Regions from separate parts of the Homo sapiens genome. Here region 1 is linked to region 2. A link is a loop called in an ENCODE intact Hi-C map of the cell type or tissue named here. Cell type or tissue: CD14-positive monocyte. All regions are shown on one strand. Each heading gives the region's core, and the rest is flanking DNA. Links, peaks and the distances in the headings are about the cores only.

What was found. A loop is a pair of places that touch in the nucleus more often than their neighbours do. Peaks named below come from ENCODE experiments on the same cell type or tissue, not always from the same donor. Only the 100,000 strongest peaks of a DNase experiment are listed, where the experiment ranks them.
Region 1: it touches region 2 in a loop (4-fold over the local background); 7 of 110 quality-filtered maps call a loop at or near these places.

The regions. Positions count from the first base shown.
Region 1 is chr2:106,580,880-106,593,383 of GRCh38, forward strand. No RefSeq gene overlaps it. Among named protein-coding and RNA genes, the nearest start is that of CD8B2, 100 kb to the left of the region's middle. RefSeq lists a silencer at 9,084-9,304. In CD14-positive monocyte, for the core only: CTCF peaks have their summits at 6,707 (motif pointing left) and 6,906; a DNase peak (open chromatin) is centred at 6,692.
Region 2 is chr2:105,365,005-105,373,004 of GRCh38, forward strand. FHL2 (four and a half LIM domains 2) reads right to left here. Exons shown (of 7, transcript NM_001318895.3): 5 at 2,566-2,735. It also overlaps a transcript of C2orf49 not described here. Among named protein-coding and RNA genes, the nearest start is that of FHL2, 30 kb to the right of the region's middle. RefSeq lists enhancers at 4,406-4,907, 4,908-5,407. In CD14-positive monocyte, for the core only: CTCF peaks have their summits at 4,963 (motif pointing right) and 5,162; a DNase peak (open chromatin) is centred at 4,997.

The sequences.
Region 1 (12,504 bases), core at 2,414-10,413, 1.2 Mb after region 2:
TTACCTTTTATGCTTGTGGATTCTAATGTCTACCAAGCAATCCTCACTTAGACTCAAGGAAGAAAACTGGGTGAATACCCCAATCTCGCTGCAAGGCCCACACCTCACAGGTGATGACAGGGGCAGGAAGGAAGCCACACTGAGTGGAGGGTGCTGCCGTGAGCCTGCCCACCGCGTCCTGGTTTAGTCGCTAAACTTACATTTCCCTGATCTTGTCAGAAGTTCTCTCTAGGGAGGAAATGTTTTGGATATTCACCTCATTTTGATGGTGAGCGGCTTGAAGCAGTTTGGAAGTTGCTGTCAGTACCGAAGCCCTTCAGATCTTCACGCTAATTTCCGTACAAAGAACTGCTAGGGAAATTCCTACTCTGTTTCTCATCTTTATTGAAGCTTAAACTCAAATCCTTGAGCCTGTGAAACATGTCCTTTTCCTCTATAGACGCTTCATTTTCACAACCCTGCACGAAAACTGCTTAGAAGCATTCCTTTCCATCTGTCACCCTCCTTCACTTGGGTTTCTTCATTCCTAGTAGGGTTTCTTCAATTACCTTCTGCAGAATAGCACTAGGTCCAGTCCCCAGGGATCGGCAACGTATAAGCCCACAGCCAGCACCGCAGTGGAGCCTTCTGTTCCTTCCCATCCCTGATGAGATGAGAAACTTGAGTGGCAGATTTGCTGGGAACCGGATCGCAGGGTTGCTTTTTAGCCACCCCTGTCTATCAATCTGCCTTTTCCCTCAGCATGTGCGCAGTAATTTATCCAGCTCTCCTTCACTACACTTTGTTTGGAGTGTGTGTGTGTGTGTGTGTGGGAGAGAGACAGAAAGACAGGGACAGAGAGAGAGACAGAAAGATAGAGACAGAGAGAGCTACAGAGAGTTAACTGAGATACAGAGACAGAGGTCAGAGACAGAGAGATAGGGAGATACAGAGACATAGAGACAGACAGAGATAGAGACAGAGATCAGAGACAGAGAGAGGCAGATAGACAGACAGAGATACAGAGACAGAGACAGAGAGAGACTGAAAGATAGACACCCGCCCCCCCACACACACAACGTATTTCTTCAATCAGTTTCATTTCCATACCATAGGTTTTATGCTTAGGGGAAATCTCATTTCTTCCAGATAACCCTGGGCTTTTCAAGCCTCTAGTCTAAATTGCTTCTGTGAGGATTCATTTATCTCTTTTTCCATAACCTGAGTTTTGAACTTCTTGTCCGTTTTCTCCTCCCAGTGCTTTCTTTTCCTTTTAGCCTGGGAATGGAGTTTTAAAGCTGAGAGTCTAGGTGGACCGCAGGGGAGTCCTGCACAGCACCGCCTCCACCCCACGCATGGCAGGGAGACCTCGCTCTCTCCGCGGGCCCTAGAGGTGCTGCGCTGCTCGCGGCCGGCAGGAGGAAGCGGGCCTCCCTGCTGTTGCCTAGGATATGTCCCGAGGTGCCTCCCATCGGACATCTTACGTGGGTGTTTTTGCTGATGCGTTTTTGAAGCTCAGTTAGGTCAAGGAAGTGCCTATCTGTGATTGAGCTTGGGAAGCACTCAGGACATATCTGGCATTTTTCTGGCTCATAACCAAACAAATCACAGCGCCCCTCCACCACAAAAAAAAAAAAAAAAAAAAGAAAAAAAAAAGAAACAAATGCCTTGGCTTGTATGTATGGAGTAAACGGACCAAAGTGGGGTCAGATATCTGCTTCTGTGAGTTCGTTCAAGTGGGGAGAATCCTCCTAACTGCAAGTGGGGCTTGAGCAGATGCCCGTGCCCGGCTGATTCTCCTACATGGAAAACTTCCAATTTCGCTCGGATTCAGGCTGCTTCTGGAGCTAGTCTCCCAGCTGGGGGAAGTGAGCGGATGCTGCCATCTAGAGTCAGGATGAGGTAAAGCGGCCAAACCCCTTGGGTTAGCGTTTTCTATTTCCTCTCGCTTTAGAATTCTCTCATTATTTGTTTTATATTCTTACATCGCATTGACAATACCCGGAGGAAAGAATTCCAGGCAATGATTCTGTCCTTAGCTGTCTGGTGGGATGCTATTTATTCACATATCTATAGACTCCCCATGTGTGCCTTGCACAGTGCCAAAATCTCTGAATTCAAGTAGACAATAAATATTCTTGTCAAATAATCTGTGCCCTAAGGTCACTTATTAAATCAGTTATTTAAAAGGAATGAGTTTATCTGTGAAACCAATTTTAGAAAGGATGATAGCTGGGTCATTGGTTACATGCATTTAAAATGCTTACGTATTTGACAAATTCCAAATTCCAAAGAGGCGGCGCCTGTTTACCTCTAACAGTGTGTAAGGGTACCTTTCCCTCCAACACTGCAAACATTGTGTATGGTCAAGCTGGTAAAACAATTTTTACTTGGATATGTGAAAAAGGATCTCTTATAATAACTAGTTCGTGAATTTTAAAATGTGAGGTTGAAATTGCTAAGAACTTATTTAAAGTCATCTATTTATGTATTTATCTATTTAGGATTGTGTCCTATCATGTCATTTGCTTTATTTTTATTAGGTTTTTGTTTTACTTTTTGCTATTGATTTGATACTTTTTTTATGTCATAAGGAAATTGGGTTTTCGTTAGATTCCTTGTAAACACAGTTTCTCCAGTTTTCACTTGACTTTTGCATTTGCCTATGTTTTGAAAATAATTTTGTCTTGAAGGCATTTTGAAATACTCTGGTTATGTCCATGCATCTTCTCCTTTATGGCTTTTGGCCTTGGGAGTACTGTTGATCTAGATAAAGAGATAAACAGAGTCCTGGCGCCTAGCTAGTGATAAATCATTTGCTGAATGATGAGTCCTTCCATGAAGCCTTTTTGTGATTGTGCTGATTTTGCATCCTTCAGATGATCAGTGCGGATACTTTCCCTGCCCACACTAGAAGACCATTGGCCATGCCCATGGCAAGGAATAGAGTGGAGGGAAGTCCCAGGGCGTCAGGCTCCGGCTCCACTTCTCTGCAATGCTCCTGGCAGGTCCTGCATGCCTCCTGTGACTGCTGTACCTCAGGTTCCCTCCTTTCCTGGTGTCAAAACTGTGGCCTCAGGTATGCACTCCCATCAAACATAGCACAATCCACAAAGAGGCTATGTCTTTCCATCAGTGCTTTTCAAGAATTAGGAGGCTTCTTTAAAACAGCACCTCACCTGTCATGGCCCAAGTGCGTCAGGTGCCTGTGCGTGGAAACACAGAAGCTGGAAGAGGCCTTGGCGGGCTTAGGATGGAGCGAACCTCAGCTCTTCAAAGGCAGGGATGCCTTAGGCATCTAAGGCAGATCTGTTAACAGAATAGTCAGTCCTCAGGTTAGCTGTCGGACACCTTTTAAGTAAGAAGGGCCCACTGATGTGGTGGCAGTGAGAGGTGACAGCAGCCTAGCAGCCCTCGCTCACTCTCAGCGCCTCCTGGGCCTCGGTGCCCACTCTGGCCGCGCTTGAGGAGCCCTTCGGCCCGCCGCTGCACTGTGGGAGCCCTTCTCTGTGCTGGCTGAGGCCGGAGTCAGCTCCCTCTGCTTGCGGGGAGGTGTGAAGGGAGAGGCGCCGGCGGGAACCGGGACTGAGGGCGGTGCTTGCCAGCGCAAGTTCCAGGTGAGCGCGGGCTCCGCGGGCCGCGCACTCCCGGGCAGTGAGGGGCTTAGCACCCGGGCCAGCAGCTGTGGAGGGCGCGCCAGGTCCCCCAGCAGTGTGGGCCCGCCCACGCCTTGGTCGAATTCTCGCTGGACCTCAGCCGCCTCCCCGTGGGGCAGGGATCGGGACCTGCAGCCCGCCACGCTCGAGCGCCCCACCTTCCCGCAGTGGGCTCTCGCGCAGCCCGAGCCTCCCTGACCCGCGTTGCCCCCTGCCCTGGGGCGCTACCCCCTGCTCAGGGGCGCTGGGTCACCTCCACCGCCCAAGGGCTGAGGAGTGCAGACCTGCGGCCTGGGGGACTGGCGGGCAGCTCCACCTGCACCTGGGGCGGGATCCTAGTGCGCTGGATCCTAGGGCAGGGGATACACTAGGGGAAACCAGCTGAACCCCTGAGTCAGGTGGAGACTTGGAAAACTTTTATGTCTAGCTGGAGGATTGTAAATGCACCAATGATCACTCTGTGTCTAGCTTGGGGTTTGTAAAGGCACTAATCAGTGCTCTGTGTCTAGCTAATCTAGTGGGGACTTGGAGAACTTTTGTGTCTAGCTAGAGGATTATAAATGCACCAATCAGCACTCTGTGTCTAGCTCAGGGATTGTAAACACACCAATCAGCACCCTGTCAAAACGGACCAATCAGCTCTCTGTAAAATGGACCAATCAGCACCCTGTCAAAACGGACCAATCAGCTCTCTGTAAAACAGACCAATCAGCTCTCTGTAAAATGGGCCAATCAGCAGGATTTGGGTGGGGTCAGATAAGGGAATAAAAGCAGGCTGCCTGAGGCAGCAGTGGCAATCAGGTTAGGTTCTGTTGTGGGGCTTGTATGGCTTGTTTTTTTTAATATTCGCAGTAAAGCTTGCTGCTGCTACTCATTTGAGTCCGCAGTGCTTTCATTTGAGTCAGCTGTACCACTGACTGCAGAGGTTTGCTGCTTCACTATTGAGGCCAACGGGAGTACGAACTCACTGAGAGGAATGAACAACTGTGGACGCGCGGCCTTGAGAGCTGTAACACCGCGAAGGTCTGCAGCTTCACTCGTGAAACCAACAAGACCACGAACCCAGCAGAAGGAAAAACTACGAACCCTTTCGAACATCAGAAATAACAAACTCTGGTCACACTATCTTTAAGAATTGTAACAGTCACTGTGAGGGTCCGCAGTTTCATTCTTGATGTCAGTGAAACCAAGAACCCACCAATTCCGGACACAGCACCAGGTCCAGATTGGCAAGAAAGGACCCTGGGCTTGCTCAACCGAGAGGGACAGGAGAACTGGGAGGGCAGCCTTAAGGAAGGGTGTGACCCAGAGGCTGGGCCAGGGGGCGGAACCATGAAGGACGAGCGTAATGCCTGGCTCCTTCCACCTCTGTTCATCACCACTCTTTTTGCTGTGATTCCAACAACATTTCCTATACGTGAAAACATTTTGAGGGAAGACTCACGAGAATCGTTTCACGAACTTATAAGCAAGAGTTCAGAGAAGTCCCAACGTAGAAAGTAAGTAGATAAAAGTCAATTGTTTTCCTTACACTGCAATAATAATGTTGAATATGTTATGGAAAATATTTTGTTTACAACAACAAATAGACTAAGCCAACAGAAGCCATAAAATCGTAGATAAAAAAACTGGTATTTACCGGAGGATCACAAAAGATTTCAGTAAAAGGAAAGATAGTATTTCTGCAGGGAAGAGTACTGCAAGTATGTCAATGCTTTTGACAATGATTTTATATTTGTTACTTAGAATGAGAGGTAGGTTGTGAGCAGGTATGTGTTTGGGGAAGGTAAGTTAATAAGCGTGGAGTTAAATGAGTGGAATGGGGTACGGTGTAGATAGTGCGTGGGTTTACACGGGGTGTAGGTGGGTAGTGGGGTCCGGTAGGTAGTTGAGTGAGTCAGGGCCGAGGGTAGCGAGTTGTGTGGGCTAGGGGTGGATACTGAGTAGGGGACGGCAGCGTGTGGCTTAGAATTGTTGCTTGAAAAATACTCTGCTTTGTTGAGAAGACTGTTTTGAATCTAGTTGTGTTATACTATAGTAGCAGTAGAAATTTTAATTGCTTTAAATAGATTTTATGTATGTATTTATGTATGTATGTATTTCATTTATGTATGTATGTAAGAGGGTCTTCTTACTCGGTGGCTTAGGCTCAGTGCAGTGGTGCCATCAAGGCTCACTGCGGACTCAAAATCCTGGGTTAAAGCAATTTTCCCACCTCAGCCTCCTGAGTAGCCAGGACTACAGTATCATCATGCTCAGCTAATTTTGTATTTTTGTAGAGACGGGATATTGTTGCTTGTAGATGTTGCCCAGGCTGGTTTGGAACTCCTGACCTCAAGCAATTTTCGTGCCTCGGCTTCCCACGTAATAACTGCGTGGGTTTAGATAGTGTGTGCTGTTGGTTTTTCTAGGTGACATTTGAGAGTTTAATTATTTTGCCTCATTTTTCTTTGGCCATACAGATCTAGCCAAGCCTAGAATACTCAGTTTGGCAGAGGACAATTGGTCCCTTTTCTTTCCTTTTTCTTTTTTTTGTTAATGGGATTTTAAAAAAATGTATAATTGACACATTATCATTGTACAAGTGTATGGGGTACAGTGTGATGTTTCAATGCACACAATGATCAAATTGGAATAATTACCACATCCATTACTTTAGACGTTTATTCTTTGTGGTGACAACATTGAGTATCTTCTGGTTATCTTGAAATATACACTACATTATTTCCTATGGTCACCCTACTGTGTAACAGAAATCATTCCTCCTAACTGTGACTTTGCCCGGATGACCAACTTCTCTGGTTCCCTGCCTCCCCCCTGCTCTCCCCAGCGCCTGGTCACTATTTTACTCTATACCTCCATGAAATCAACTTTTTAAGGTTCCAGATAGGAGTGAGATCCTGCGGTGTTTGTCCTTCATGCCTGTCTTATTTCACTTGACGAGAGTCCTCTGGGTTCACACACTGCCCCTCTTTGGGGTGAGCTTGCAGTGTTGTGGATCAGCTGCGGGGTATCAGCCTCCGGGCGCTGTGGTCCCGGTCCTCTTGTGCTCCGCTGCCCCCTGCTGCCCATCCAGGGTATGCGCAGCGAGTGGGGAAATCCTATGCCGCCTGTGAACCTTCCCATTATGTTCGTTTCTTGTCTAAAATATGAGACTTAGGTTTTCATTGCTTCTGTTCACTTCAGAAGAATGAACAGAAAGCACTCGCCACCCTTTAACCTAAATCAAAGTATAAGCCAACATTTCTAACAAGAGTACGGATTCTTTCTTACCTTTGGAGTCCACGGACCCTTAAAAGGTATGTGGGTCGTGGCCGGGCGCGGTGGCTCACAGCCGTAATCCCAGCACTTTGGGAGGCCGAGGCGGGTGGATCACGAGGTCAGGAGATTGAGACCATTCTAGCTAACACGGTGAAACCCCGTCTTCACTAAAAATACAAAAAATTAGCCGGGTGTGGTGGCGGCGCTGTGGCGGGTGCCTTGTAGTCCCAGCTACTCGGCAGGCTGAGGCAGGAGAATCGCTTGAACCTGGGAGGGGGAGGTTGCAGTGAGCCAAGATGGCGTCACTGTACTCCAGCCTGGGCAACAGAGTGAGATTCCTTCTCATAAATAAATAAAAATAAAGAAATAAATATGCGGGTGGGCCTCCTGGAGGTGACCAAGCCCTCGTGACAGTTAGCATGAATGCGTATTTATTTAAGGTTGCACCTTTGGCTTTCACCAGATTCTGTATAGGGTTCATATTCCCAGAAGTTTAATATACATTGCTCTGGAGCAGTGACATTGAAACTTTTTGGACTGTGCACCCCCAATATGTATATTTACTCATAACTTGTATACGAGTACTAAGTGATGAGCTGAAGGTGAAATAAGGATGTCTTTCAACATCCTTATTCACGTCTTTCAATGTCTTTTAGTGTCTTTGTGTCTAGTGCTGATGGGTTCATAATAGCATTAGCCGATATCGCAAGTCACACAGGCAGAGGTTTGCCACCAATGGTGGAAATATAACCATACTCCTCCTTGACAGTTACCGTTCAACTTCTCATTGCTTCTATCTTGACATGTGGTTGATGAAGAACTAGTATTAGAAGTAGTCTACTCGGGAGGCTGAGGCAGGAGAATGGCATGAACCTGGGAGGCGGAGCTTGCAGTGAGCTGAGGTCGTGCAACTGCACTCCAGCCTGGGCGGCAGAGCGAGACTCCGTCTCAAAGAAAAAAAAAATAGTAGTATTAGGACCCTTCTCCTAATATTAGTTATTTTTTTGAGGTTCACCTGGGCTGGCATTATTAGTACCATATTGAATCTATAGTGAATACACAAAAATCTTTTTAAAGCCACTTTTCCATCTCGTGAAGTTATTTTGTTTAAAATGAATCAGCAATCCAATCAACAATTGGCTCTGATATAAGCCCTTTCTTTATAGTGGCTGGATAATATTTTTAAAATATTGTTTGAAAGTCTGATTTCTTTTTCTACCTCCCTATTAGTCTTGAATATTACTACCGTTTACAAAACAGCTAGGTCGGTCTGGGATTCATTGCTTCTAGGAAGGAATGTTTTGATATTATTGTGTAAACATCTATATTAAAAAAAACCGTGAGAATTAATTCAGTATTATGACTAATAATAAAATTCACTAAGCTGGCTGAATACCAACATGTATGTACATGTACAAGTACATATGTGTACAGCACCATTCCCCTATGTCGGCAAAACCAGCTGGGAAATCGAGTTCATTCAACATGTATGTATTGAGTGTGGATTTTCCTCTAGGCCCCTTTAGCCTTGAGACTATAGCCTTGAACAAAGCAGATGAACCCCTGTTTTCACTGGCATTTATATTCCAGTAAAGATTGACAGAGAATTAACAAATAAGTAAAATATGCTAAGCGAGATGTGTTATGGCCCCTGGAAGATGCAGAAGTGAGGAAGAAGGAAGAAGATTGTGGGCGTGGGGCTGCAATTTTAAATAAGGGATCATGGAAGGCCTCATGGAGAAGATGTAAATTGGTAAAAACCCGGAGGTGGGGAAGGAGAGAGCCATACAGGTTTCTGGGGGGACAGCATGCCAGGCAGAGGGTAAAGCAAGTGCAAAAGCCTTGAGATAGAAAGCTTCCCATTCTGGAAGGAGCAGGAGGTCAGTGGGGCTGGTCAGAGTGTGTGCATAGGAGATGTGTTGTAGGAAATGGGTCAGAGAAATAGGTGGAAGCCAGGTCTCACAGGATTTCAGAGACTGTTGGTGAGACACACGGAGGCTTCAAAGAGGAGTGGCATCATCTGGCTTTTTTTTTTTTTTCCACGATGATAGCACACTGCAGCCTCTAACTCCTGGGCTCAAGTCATCCTCCTGCTTCAGCCTCCTGAGTAGGCGAGACAACAGTGTACCATCAATGCCCAGCTGATCTGGCTAAATTTTTAACAGGACATATCTGCCTGCAGAGCAGAGACTAGGCAAAAGATGGAAGAGCAGAAGTGACTTTGGAAGAGCTGATATTTTTTAATAATAAAATGATGTCATTCTTGGGCACCGTGTCCCTCAGAATCCTGAGGCTTATGGGCAGTCAGGGGAACTAGCATATCCTCAGCTATGTGCCTCACTTGTCAAATCTTTGCCTGCTCCTGCAATCTCACAAAGTCTTGCATCCTCTGAACCTTGTTAGTGCCCATTCCTCTGTTGTCTTTATGTCTTCTTCCCTAGGACTTGTCCTTAAAGCATCTTGCTTATGTATCTGCCTCCAACTTGGAGATCCTTTTGCCCTGATGCTTGTGGAACCACATTCCATTTGAGAAGAGGGCTTTTCTTTGTATTTGCCTAACCATGAATTCTATTTGGCTGTATATGGACACAGCTGTCTTTCTCCTCAATGTGAGTTTAGGTTCAGAGGACTAAGATGTGATGTCCAGTCAAAAACTGGGTTATGTAGTGGTGTACCTAGTTACAGATCAGAAGGTATCTTTGAATACAGGTTTTATGCTCCTAAATTTCTTTACCCTAAAAGGAGGCAGGGCCCTTGTGAGTGGATTAATGCCATTATTCCTGGAGTGGGTTCCTGATAAAGGGATGAGGTTTGGCCCTCTTCTTTCTCTTTCTCATCCTCACACCTCTGCCACCGGGTGATGCAGCACATGCTCTTGTCAGATGCCAGCACATGCTCTTGGACTTCCCAGACTCCACAAACATGAGTTTCTGTTCATTCTAAATTACCCAGTCTGTAGTTTTATTCTATAGCGGTCTAAAACAAAGACACCCCTACATATAGAAATACTTTTTGTATCAGGACTGATGTCATTTGAATAAACACACAGGCTACACACTGCACAGCTCTGGAGGGCATCGTTTATACAGGCTGGAATGAGGGTTGATATCTTTGGGATTAAACCCAAGGTGACCTAGATTATCTAAAAATTTGAAGCAAAATCTTTATAAATAAGTTACCTTTACTCTCCATGATGCATTGACATTATCCTATTTTCTCCTGTCCAATCCTGTCCTATCTTAACTATCAGTCCATTTTGCATTGCTATAAAGGAATATATGAAACTGGGTAATTTATAAAGAAAAGAGGTTTATTTGGCTCTGCAGACTGTACAAGAAGCATGGTGCCAGCATCTACTTGGGTTTTGGGGAGGCCTCAGGAAGCTTTTTCTCATGGCAGAAGGTTAAACAGGAACAAGTGTGTCATATGGTGAGAGAGGAAGCAAAAGAAAGAGGAGGTGGTACTGGGCTTCTACAAAAACCAGCTCCCATGTAAACTAATAGAGTGAGAACTCACTCATTACCGTAGGGAGGGCACCAAGCCATTCATGAGGAAGCCGTCCCCATGACAAACACCTTCCACCAGGCTTCACTTCCAACATCGGGGATCAGATCACATTTCAACATGAGATTTGGAGGGGGCAAATATCCAAACCATATCACTAACCTATGCTATCCTATTCCATCTCCTTCCATTTAATAAATGATGGTCAAGCCAGGCATGGTGGGTCATGCCTGTAATCCCAGTACTTTGGGAGGCTGAGGCGGGGAGATCACTTGAGGTCAGCAGTTTGAGACCAGCCTGGCCAACATGGCAAAAACCCATCCTACTAAAAATACAAAAACTAGCCTGGTATGGGGTCGTGTGCCTGTAGTCCCAGCTACTCAGGACGCTGAGGCACGAGAATTGCTTGAAGCTGGGAGACAGAGGTTGCAGTGAGCTGAGATTGCACCACTGCACTCCAGCCTGGTTGACAGAGAGACTCTGTCTTTAAAAAAAAAAAAAAAAAAAAAAAAAAAGATAGTCAAGACCCACTGCATAGGGTCCAATCAGGGAAGCAGAGCCACCATGAGTATTATAGAATATGAGATTGCTTATGGGGCTTGTTACTTTTACACAGTTACACAATTACAATTGTGGTGCCTGGGAAGCTTTGCTTAACTGGAGAAGTAAAGGTCTGAAAGAGGACAGTGATTCAGAACTACACAGGGGAGAAGTGGACAAGTCTGAGGAAAGCTGTCGCCTCTTCAGCTATTGAGGTCCTGAGGTGGTGGTTGTGGGCCCGCAGAGCAGGCAGCTGGGAACAAACACTGGACATAAGGTGGAGAAGGAGAAAGACTGGAACTCATGGAGATAAGCGAGAGAACACCCTGGAGCCTGGTCTGTCTCTCATGGAATCTAACTTTGAAGATGTGTTTGAACAGCAGAAAACTCATCTTGGAACTATATACATGTCTGGCCTGGGAGCACCGAAAGAGATTATCTGGCAGGTGCTGGGGGAGCTGCAGGCCAGGCTGCTACCCCGTGCAATCCCGCGTTAACAGGCTGAGCCGACACATCAGTGACAATGCGCATAATCCGCTGCTGTGTTGGGGCCGTATGTTGAGCTTCTGACCGTCATGGCAGCGGCTTCATGTCAATTTCCACATCTTGCACAGATTTCTCTTACAGCCAGCTCCAATCTGGTGTCATACATGGAAGGGAAATTTGGAAAATAGGGGTCTAGTTTACATAAGATTACAGTACAAAATCAGCCCCTCCAATAATGAGGTAGCTTCAGTGATGTGCTGGAGCCAGCTTGAACCAGCTCGTGGGAGCCAGTTGTTAAATTTTCAGGAATTTTGCTAGCCTGTAGTTAAGCACAACCATTGTTAAGGTTCAGTTATCTGAACTTATAATTATGCTAAAAGCAAGGACAATACAATACTCCAAACTCACGCTAATACTTTCAGTTTTGTCTATTGTATCTTAATGATGGGTAGCAAAGTCTTGGCTCAATTCTTCCAGGTTCCAGCTGCTACGTTTTCTGTTGGCTTACTGGGGTCTCACCCATACATTTGAAGTTTACTAGTCAGCCAGACATTTGGAGGATAATTGCATGTAGATTCTGGGGTATGCTTTCTCCCAGGATTTTCCTTATACTTTTCTAGCTGTTCTATCAGACTCTAAACTCTGTCTTCTAGCACTTCTTGCCAGAACAGCTACAATTTTCTGACCCTCAAAAGCTGTGCCCATGTATCGGGTGGTATCCATAGGCAAAAAGCCACAGACTCATACATGTTCCCTTCTAGGTTCCATCTTTCAAGGCTGGACATCCCTCCAGTTTCTGCTTGCATTAGCCTGGGCTCCAGGTGCCTTCCATAGTCATTTTGTTTGGTTTTAACTGTATTTTATTTCTGAAGGAGACTTAGTCTGATCAAGCTACTTTGCCATTACCAGAAGCTGGATTATTTCTGGTTATTCTGGGAATTCTAGTTATTTTTAAATTGAGATTAGACTTTATGCCTGAAAACACCTGGACAATAGAATTGCTGAGAAGAAGTCTCCTATTAATTTTTTTAAAGTGGTAGGGCAGGTGTCTTTTACTTCTGGTAGGCTTTTAGATTTT
Region 2 (8,000 bases), core at 1-8,000:
GAATGCAGTAGCCTGTGTGTGTAAGACATCTCTGCCTGCAACATGTGTCCTCAGTCCTCCCTTGCTCCGGATTCCATGCTTCCCACCCACATCAGCTAACTCAATGCCTCTGAGCATAGCATGACTTTCTCAGAGACTCCTTCCCTCAACACCACCCTGGCCCCCAACTCCTCAGATTAGTTGAGGTCCCTCCATTCCACACTCTGCTCTTCTCCTCCATAGCACACTGCTCAGTAACTACTGACGGGTTTGACACTGGAGTGTACTTCCACCTAGACTACAGTTAAGTGTCTGCATCTTGTCCAGCATCAGATCCCCAGTGCCTGAGAGGGCCAAGTTCATGTCGAGGAATGGATGCTTCTGGCATGAATGTTTTTGTGTATTTAATGAACATGCACACAAAAAGCATGCATCCCAGAAGGATGTGTTGCTTTCATTTCTGCAAATGAATAAAGCACACATTGGAAAGATGACAGAGGAAGAGCAACTCAGATGAACTTCCGTTAGGTCTTGATGAGAAGAACAAACCAAAATAAAAATAAAAAGGGGAGAGAACAGGGAAGAGGGTTCCTAAAATAAAAGCAGGAATGAGAGCTCAATCTAAGAATAAAGAAAAAAACAGGAGTTTGTGACCAGTCTGGCCAACAAAGTGAGACACCGTCTCTACTACAAAAAAAAAAAAAAAAAATTAGGTGGGTTTGGTGGTGGCACCTGCCTGTAATCCCAGCTGCTCAGGAGGCTGAGGCAGGAGAATCACTTGAACCCAGAAAGCAGAGGTTGCAGTGAGTTGAGATCATGCCACTGTACTACAGCCCAGGTGGCAGAGTGAAACTGTCTCAAAAAAAGAAAAAAACAGAAGCATAAAAGGAGAGGAAATAAAGAGAAATAAAATTTAAAATAACAGTAAAGAACAAATGGGGCCAGGCATGGTGGCTCACGCCTGTAATCCCAGCACTTTGGGAGGTGGAGGCAGGTCGATCACCTGAGGTCAGGAGTTCCGAGATCAGCCTGGCCAACATGTTGAAACCCCGTCTGTACTAAAAATACAAAAAAAACCGGCTGGGCATGGTGACGCACGCCTGTAATCTCAGCTACTTGGGAGGCTGAGGCAGGAGAAATTGCTCGAACCCAAGAGGCGGAGGTTGCAGTGAGCCAAGATCGAGCCACTGCACTCCAGCCTGGGCGACAGTGTGAGATTCTGTCTCAAAAAAAGAAAAAAAAAAAGGAAATGAGAGAAAGACTGAATGGAAATTGGTAAGAATACTCAGCACTTAGAAAAGGTGTGGGCAAGGTGGGGATATTCTTGCCCAGGCCAGCCAGGTACAGGTAGCAGCATTGGGGATGTTTCTCCATGGCCCAGACGCAAGGGTAGAGGCCCCAAGGGCAAAACAGCAGAAGCTGGGTGAGCAGAGTCAATAACAGGAGGAGAGCGAACAGAACCTGTGATGAGTTCCACAGCTGGCGCTGCCCAGGGCGAGTGAGCAGTGGGAGGGTGCCACTCAACAGGCTGATGCAAATCCTAACAGGACAGAGACGCTGGAAGCTATAGCATAATAAGAATTGCGTGTGTCTAAGAGTCAGAGGGCACAGCAGAAAACTAAGCTACACCCTGAAGGGTGCAGGTCGGGGGGCAACTGGGCAGAGAGATGGCTTCCTACAGATATGCAGTTCCCTTTCTTTCTTTAACCCTAACAGAGCCATGACTGGAATAGCACATTATCGAGTAGATAAGTTTATTTATTTATTTTTTTAATTTTTTGAGATGGAGTCTCGCTCAGTCGCCCAGGCTGGAGTGCAGTGGTGGGATCTTGGCTCACTGCAACCTCCACCTCCCGGGTTCAAGTGATTCTCCTGCCTCAGTCTCCTGAGTAGCTGGGACTACAGGCGTGTGCCACCACACCCAGCTAAGTTGTGTATTTTTAGTAGAGATGGAGTTTCATCATGTTGCCCAGGCTGGTCTTGAACTCCTGACCTAAGGTAATCCACCAGCCTTGGCCTCCCACAGGTGATCCACCAGCCTTGGCCTCCCACAGTGCTGGGATTACAGGCATGAGCCTCCATGCCCGGCCAGAGTAGATACATTTAATAAATGATCTGTCCCATATCCATGGAGGCAGACTTTTCTCCTTTACTTTTCTTCTCACATCCGTCTCTCTCTCCTCCCTTCCTCTCCTCCCTCTTCCTTCCATCTTTCTCTCCCTCTCAAGTTTGCAGTTGTTTTCTTGTTTTATTCATGGAGAGAAGCTGAACAAGACAGCTTTGGGATGGTGGCTCCCCTTCCCTCTAACCTCAGGTTATCAACATAAGAACATATTTAGAAATGGTCTAGAAGAAGGCAGGGTTAAACGATTTGATCACAGAGCTCAACAATGTTGATGTCTTTGAAAGAAGGATGGACACCCAGACCCGATGGATAAATGCTCAGAATGTAAGGCAGGACAGGCACAGCTCCCACGCCACTTAAGTATCACAGGTATCCTTGGTTTTGGAAAGAGAACTGACAGACATGGACCATGGAGGCAAACCAGCCAGAACGTGCAAGGGCCAAGGGGGCATCTGAGATACCTTTTTGCACTGAACGCACTGCATGGCATGTTGTTTCTCATAGCAGGGCACACAGAAATTCTGATTGTCTTTGGGGATGAAACTCTTGGTTCCAATTGGCTGCTGGCAGCGGTGGCAGATGAAGCAGGTCTCATGCCAGCTGCTGCCCTTGTACTCCATCTTGCGGGTACCTGTCATCAGGGTCAAGAGGAACACAGCAGAGTTATGGTTAGAGGGGTGTGGAGTCCCAGCAATCTGCCTTCAGAGCTTGCTGCCCTCTAGTTTTATGACCAGAGCAAGCCACTTCAGCTCTTGAAGGCTCGCCTCTACATGGAGGTAATTCCTATTTTGTGCAGGGCGTGGACTTTGTCTTTTGGTTCACTACTGTACACCCAGCTCCTAGAACAACACGTGTACATTTTAGGCACTTAACATTTATTTATTGAATACCGTGGTTAGGAATGTTAAATCTAAAAAAAGTTAAGTCTCTCTCAGCAATGCAAAGTATAAAGAGAAGTGTGGCATAGCTCCGATGAATTCCCATGGAGCATGACTTTTGGAGTCTAGGGACTGTATTCACCTATTGCACACCTGATAATGAACACCCCGTCTGGTTCACAGCAGGATGGAAATGGCTAGAGTGTGAATGAACCTGGAACCTCGAACCTGATTCAGTGAGCAGCCTCTACAACACTCACTTTACATACTGCCTGTTGAACCAAGTTGTGATGTATCTAGGTAGTTTTATGCACTGTACTAAGTGCTATAATTAAAACCTACATGTAGTTTTTTTTTGTTTTCGAGACAGGGTCTCACTCTGTCACCCAGGCTGGAGTGCAGTGGTGCGATCCTGGCTCACTGCAGCCTTGAACATCTGGGCTCCAGGGAAACTCCTGCCTCAACCTGAGTAGCTGGAACTACAGGTGCACACCACCATGCCTGGCTGAAATCTTCATGTGTTACTTGTACATCCCATTTAGTAATTGCCTAAACCTACGCCATCCATTGTCTTTTGAATAACTATTAGCATTTGATACATTTCTACCATTTCTCCAAGTGAACTGAGGAGCTCTAGAGAACTGAAACACTTATGGGTCACCCCTGCCACCACCAAGCTGGACTCACTGCAAGTGCTCGGTGTCTGTTGACTGACATTTTTTCATTTTTGTTTGCCAGAAAGAAGTGTATCTATTTATAGTAACGGATGATTCCAGATAGGCGTATAAACAAGTACCCTTCATATAAAGCAAAGGTAAAGAACAATCTGGGGAAATAAGTATCAGGGACAAAGAAAGAGGAAAGTGTTGTAAGTGCCCGGACTAGCTGAGGGGCCTGGCCACTGTGTAAGACCAAATCCAGACTGCTGCCTGCTTTTCAAATGAAGTTTTATTGGAACACAGCCACGCCCATTAATTTACTTCCATTGTTTACATCCGCTTTTAAGCTAGACGGCCGAGTAGTGTGCAGCTGTGTGCAGTTGTGCAGTTGTTGTGTAGTTGTAATAGTTGAGTAGTTGTGACAGAGACTGTATGGTCCACAAAGCCCCAAATATTTATCTGATTTTTGAAGGAAAAATGTTGCCAATCCCTGGGGACTGTGGCATGAGGGTCACATACATGTGACTTCAACTGGGGGTCAGGGAATGATGGGGAATCAAGCCGACAGAGGGACTGCCCCGCTCCAGACCAGGTGGAAGCAGCTGCAGTAACACAGGTGGCTTATAGGAGTCTATAGACTAGTCCATAGCTCTCAGCCCCAAAATCTTATGGTCCCAAGGACAAAGCTAGGGGTTGTATTTTAGCTGGCTAGAAAGTTGGTCATGAAATGTCTGTCCTCCAGTAATTAGGAATGTGCTGAGAATTATCACGATTGTTATTTAGGATCATTTTCTCAGCTTCCTGTACTTCCAAGACCAGACATTTGAGATTATATAAAATAAGCAGGGTGTGTGTTGGGGGGCAATGTGTGAGAGGGAATTTGGGATGGTGACACGCAGCGATCTTTTAATTCAAAACTAAGCTGTACAATCTATGGAATTCAATTGTGGGGTGATGAATCCTAAAACAAACATTACATGAAGCAATTGAAATTCAAGTAAAAATAGTGGAAGGACTTTGAATTCACAAAGATTTTCTTCAACCTCCATGCATACTTTTGTCACTTGCTCTTTGGATCTCTGACATTCATTCTGATCAAGCAGCCCAGAAGCCAAAGGATTTTGCCAATGAATATGGGGCAATTATGACTCTCATGGCATTCTTGTCGAGTTCTGAAATAAGTCTGATCAGATCAACACCAGTTCGAGGGCAACTCTACGTGCAGGGAATGCACAGGGCACCTGGAGCCTCAGGGACATGGCGCGTGCACCTCAGGCATGGCGACAGCAGTGGCCGCAAGCCTGCATGGTCATATGCAGCAATACCGGCAGGTGGCAGGAGCGTTCCTTCTCCTAACTGAATCGCACACTCTGAACCAAGTCTCCCGCAGGCGGAAGCGCAGTCTTGAAGAAGGGATGTCTTAATCTGATTCAAATAGTCAAATGAGGCTGGCTGCGGTGCCTCAGCCTTGTAATCCCAGCACTTTGGGAGGCTAAGGCGGGAGATCTCTTGAGCCCAGGAGTTGGCGACCAGCCTGGGCAACATAGAGAGTCCCTGTCTCTACCCCCCCAAAAAAAAAATTAGGCGGGTGTGGTGGTGTGTGCCTGAGGTCCTAGACACGTAGGAGGCTGAGGTGGGAGGATCATTTGAGCCCGAGAGGTCAAGGCTGCAGTGAGCAGTGATCGTACCACTACTCTCCCGCCTGAGCGAAAGAGCGAGATCCTGGCTCAAAAAAAAAAAAAGTCAAATGAGGAGCCAGAAATTTGGTTGCAGGGTTGGAGACAGAATCGCTACTTGAGTCTGCTCAGAGGCTGTGGTGCATCTGTAAGCAACGTCTGCTAATAGGGGCGCGAGAGCCGGTAAACCCCAGCACTGGGGTTACTGATGGTATTCCAGTTTCCTGATTGGTCATCAGGAAACTGACTTGTGTGGGGGGTGTGGAGCTGGTGGGTGAGTTTTTCACTTGTCCTCTAAATGTAAATTCACCGCAAAAGCTGTGCACTGACGCTGTAAACCCATATTCATCTTGAATGGGTTCTAACACTTTTAAAAATCAAACCCAGGCAAGCAAGTGCTTTGATTCAGTGTTTTGTCGGTGCTGGTTTGTTTTGCATACACCGGGATTCTTCTAGACGCCCTGCCTTTGGTGCCCAGTCCGTTTCTTCTGGCAGAGGCACCTGTAAAATGGGGATGAAGCCATCCAACCCAGGGAACACCGAAGATTCAATGGGATTCTGTAAAGCAGCAGGGTCTGACGCCTGTGTGTGTGCTCAGGGGCTGGAAGCTGTAGCTGTGTTGTTATTATTACTACACAGCATTTCTTACCACAGAGCCTGAATTCTTGCTTCCCCCATTCCTTAGTAGAAGAGGCTGCCGGCCAGTTAATTCTCAGATATTCAGTATGGGTTACCTCTCACTGAACATTAGGTTTTTACTTCTTATCTGATCATGTTTTTCTTTTCTTTCCCTCCCCAGTAAACACCATGAGAAAGGGAAGGTGTGATGGTTAATTTTATGTGTCAGCGTGGCTGGGCTCTGGTACCCAGTTGTTTGGTCAAAAAACAGGTTTACTTGTTGCCGTGAAGGTGTTTTTTAGATGTGACTAACATCTAAGTCAGCAAGCTTCGAGTGCAGCACGTTACCCACGTATCAGGGCCGGGCTTCATCTAATCGGTAGTGGGCCTTAGGGGCAAAGACTAAGGTTTCCCTAAGGGCAACTAATTCTTCTCAAGACTGCAATAGACACACCCTGCCTGAGTTTCCAGCCTGCCGCCCTACGGAATTCAAATGCTCCCATTTGGAACTGCAGTATCATCTCTTCCCTGAGCCTCCAGCCTGCTGCCCTGTTCTATAGATTCCAGACTTACCGCCTCCACAATCTCATGAGCCAATCCCTTGAAATCTCTCTCTCTCTCTCTCTCTCTCTCTCTCCTTATGTATGTATCTATGTGTATACATTTCCTTGATTGATTCTGTTTCTCTGGAGAACGTGACTAACACAGAAAGTCAAGACAGGTGAAAAATTCAAAATCCGGGAAATATGCATACTTTTTATGTCATGGTTGGTGCTAACAGTTAAAGTCTTTAAACAGCCCCTAGAGTCCCCAGTGGAAGCTTCCTTGGGCCCTTGTTCAGGAAACTAGTAAGGGTTTAATTTGTTTTTCAATTAATGTCGTGGTTCTTATTGTTACTGAGTGTTGTGTCTCTGCAGTGACTCCCTGTGGGGCAGGACACAGGTCAGCCTGGCTTTCTACGGGCTTCAATTCTCATTTGCACTGTCGCACAGCACTGGGGCCCGAGTTTCCAGCCTCTGCAGGATCCACATGATCTTAGAAGAGGCCTTCTTGCCTGGAGCTGCCCCATCTAAAGTCACCATGCAGCCCTTCCAGCTGTTTTCCCTTACAGCTGCCAACAGGGCTGGGACTGTGTCAGCCTGGGCATTTTTCTTCCCTGTCATAGTGTGTCACAGTTGTTTTAAAGTTATATTAACCAGAGAAATGTAGTGGCAGTAAGAAACCATCTTACCAAAGGTCAGATTACCTCCTTGCCTTTTTAAAAAATGATTATTCCTTATCCTACATAACTTTCTTTTTTTTTTGAGACGGAGTCTCACTCTGTCACCCAGGCTGGAGTGCAGTGGCGTGATCTCAGCTCACTGCAAGCTCCATCTCCTGGGTTCAGGCCATTCTCCTGCCTCAGCCTCCCGAGTAGCTGGGACTACAGACGCCCGCCACTATGCCCGGCTAATTTTTTGTATTTTTAGTAGAGACAGCGTTTTACCATGTTAGCCTGGCTGGTCTCAAACTCCTGACCTCGTGATCCGCCCTCCTTAGCCTTGCAAAGTGCTGGGATTACAGGGGTGAGCCACCACACCTGGCATCCTACATATATTTCTAAACTATTTCCCATATGTCAGTCTCTTCAGTATTTCTTTATTATCAAAAACAAAGCAAACCAACATGATGAAACCCCATCTCTACTAAAAATACAAAAATTAGCCAGGTGTGGTGGTGCACGCCTGTAGTCTCAGCTACTTAGGAGGCTAAGGCAGAAGAATCTCTTGAACCTGGGAGGCAGAGGTTGCAGTGAGTCAAGATTGCACCACTGAACCACATTGGCCAGGCCGATTTCAAACTCCTGACCTCAAGTGATCCACCCACCTCAGCCTCCCAAAGTACTGGAATTACAGGTATAAGCCACCGCACCCAGCTTCTTTCTGTATTTTGAAATTCCACATATTTTTGTCCACTTTGCTTTTTAAAATAAAAGATTCTGCTCTCCTACATAAAAAACAAAACAAAACAAATAACTCCCCCCACATACACACACAAAAAAACCATGAGGGACACAGTCCCATCA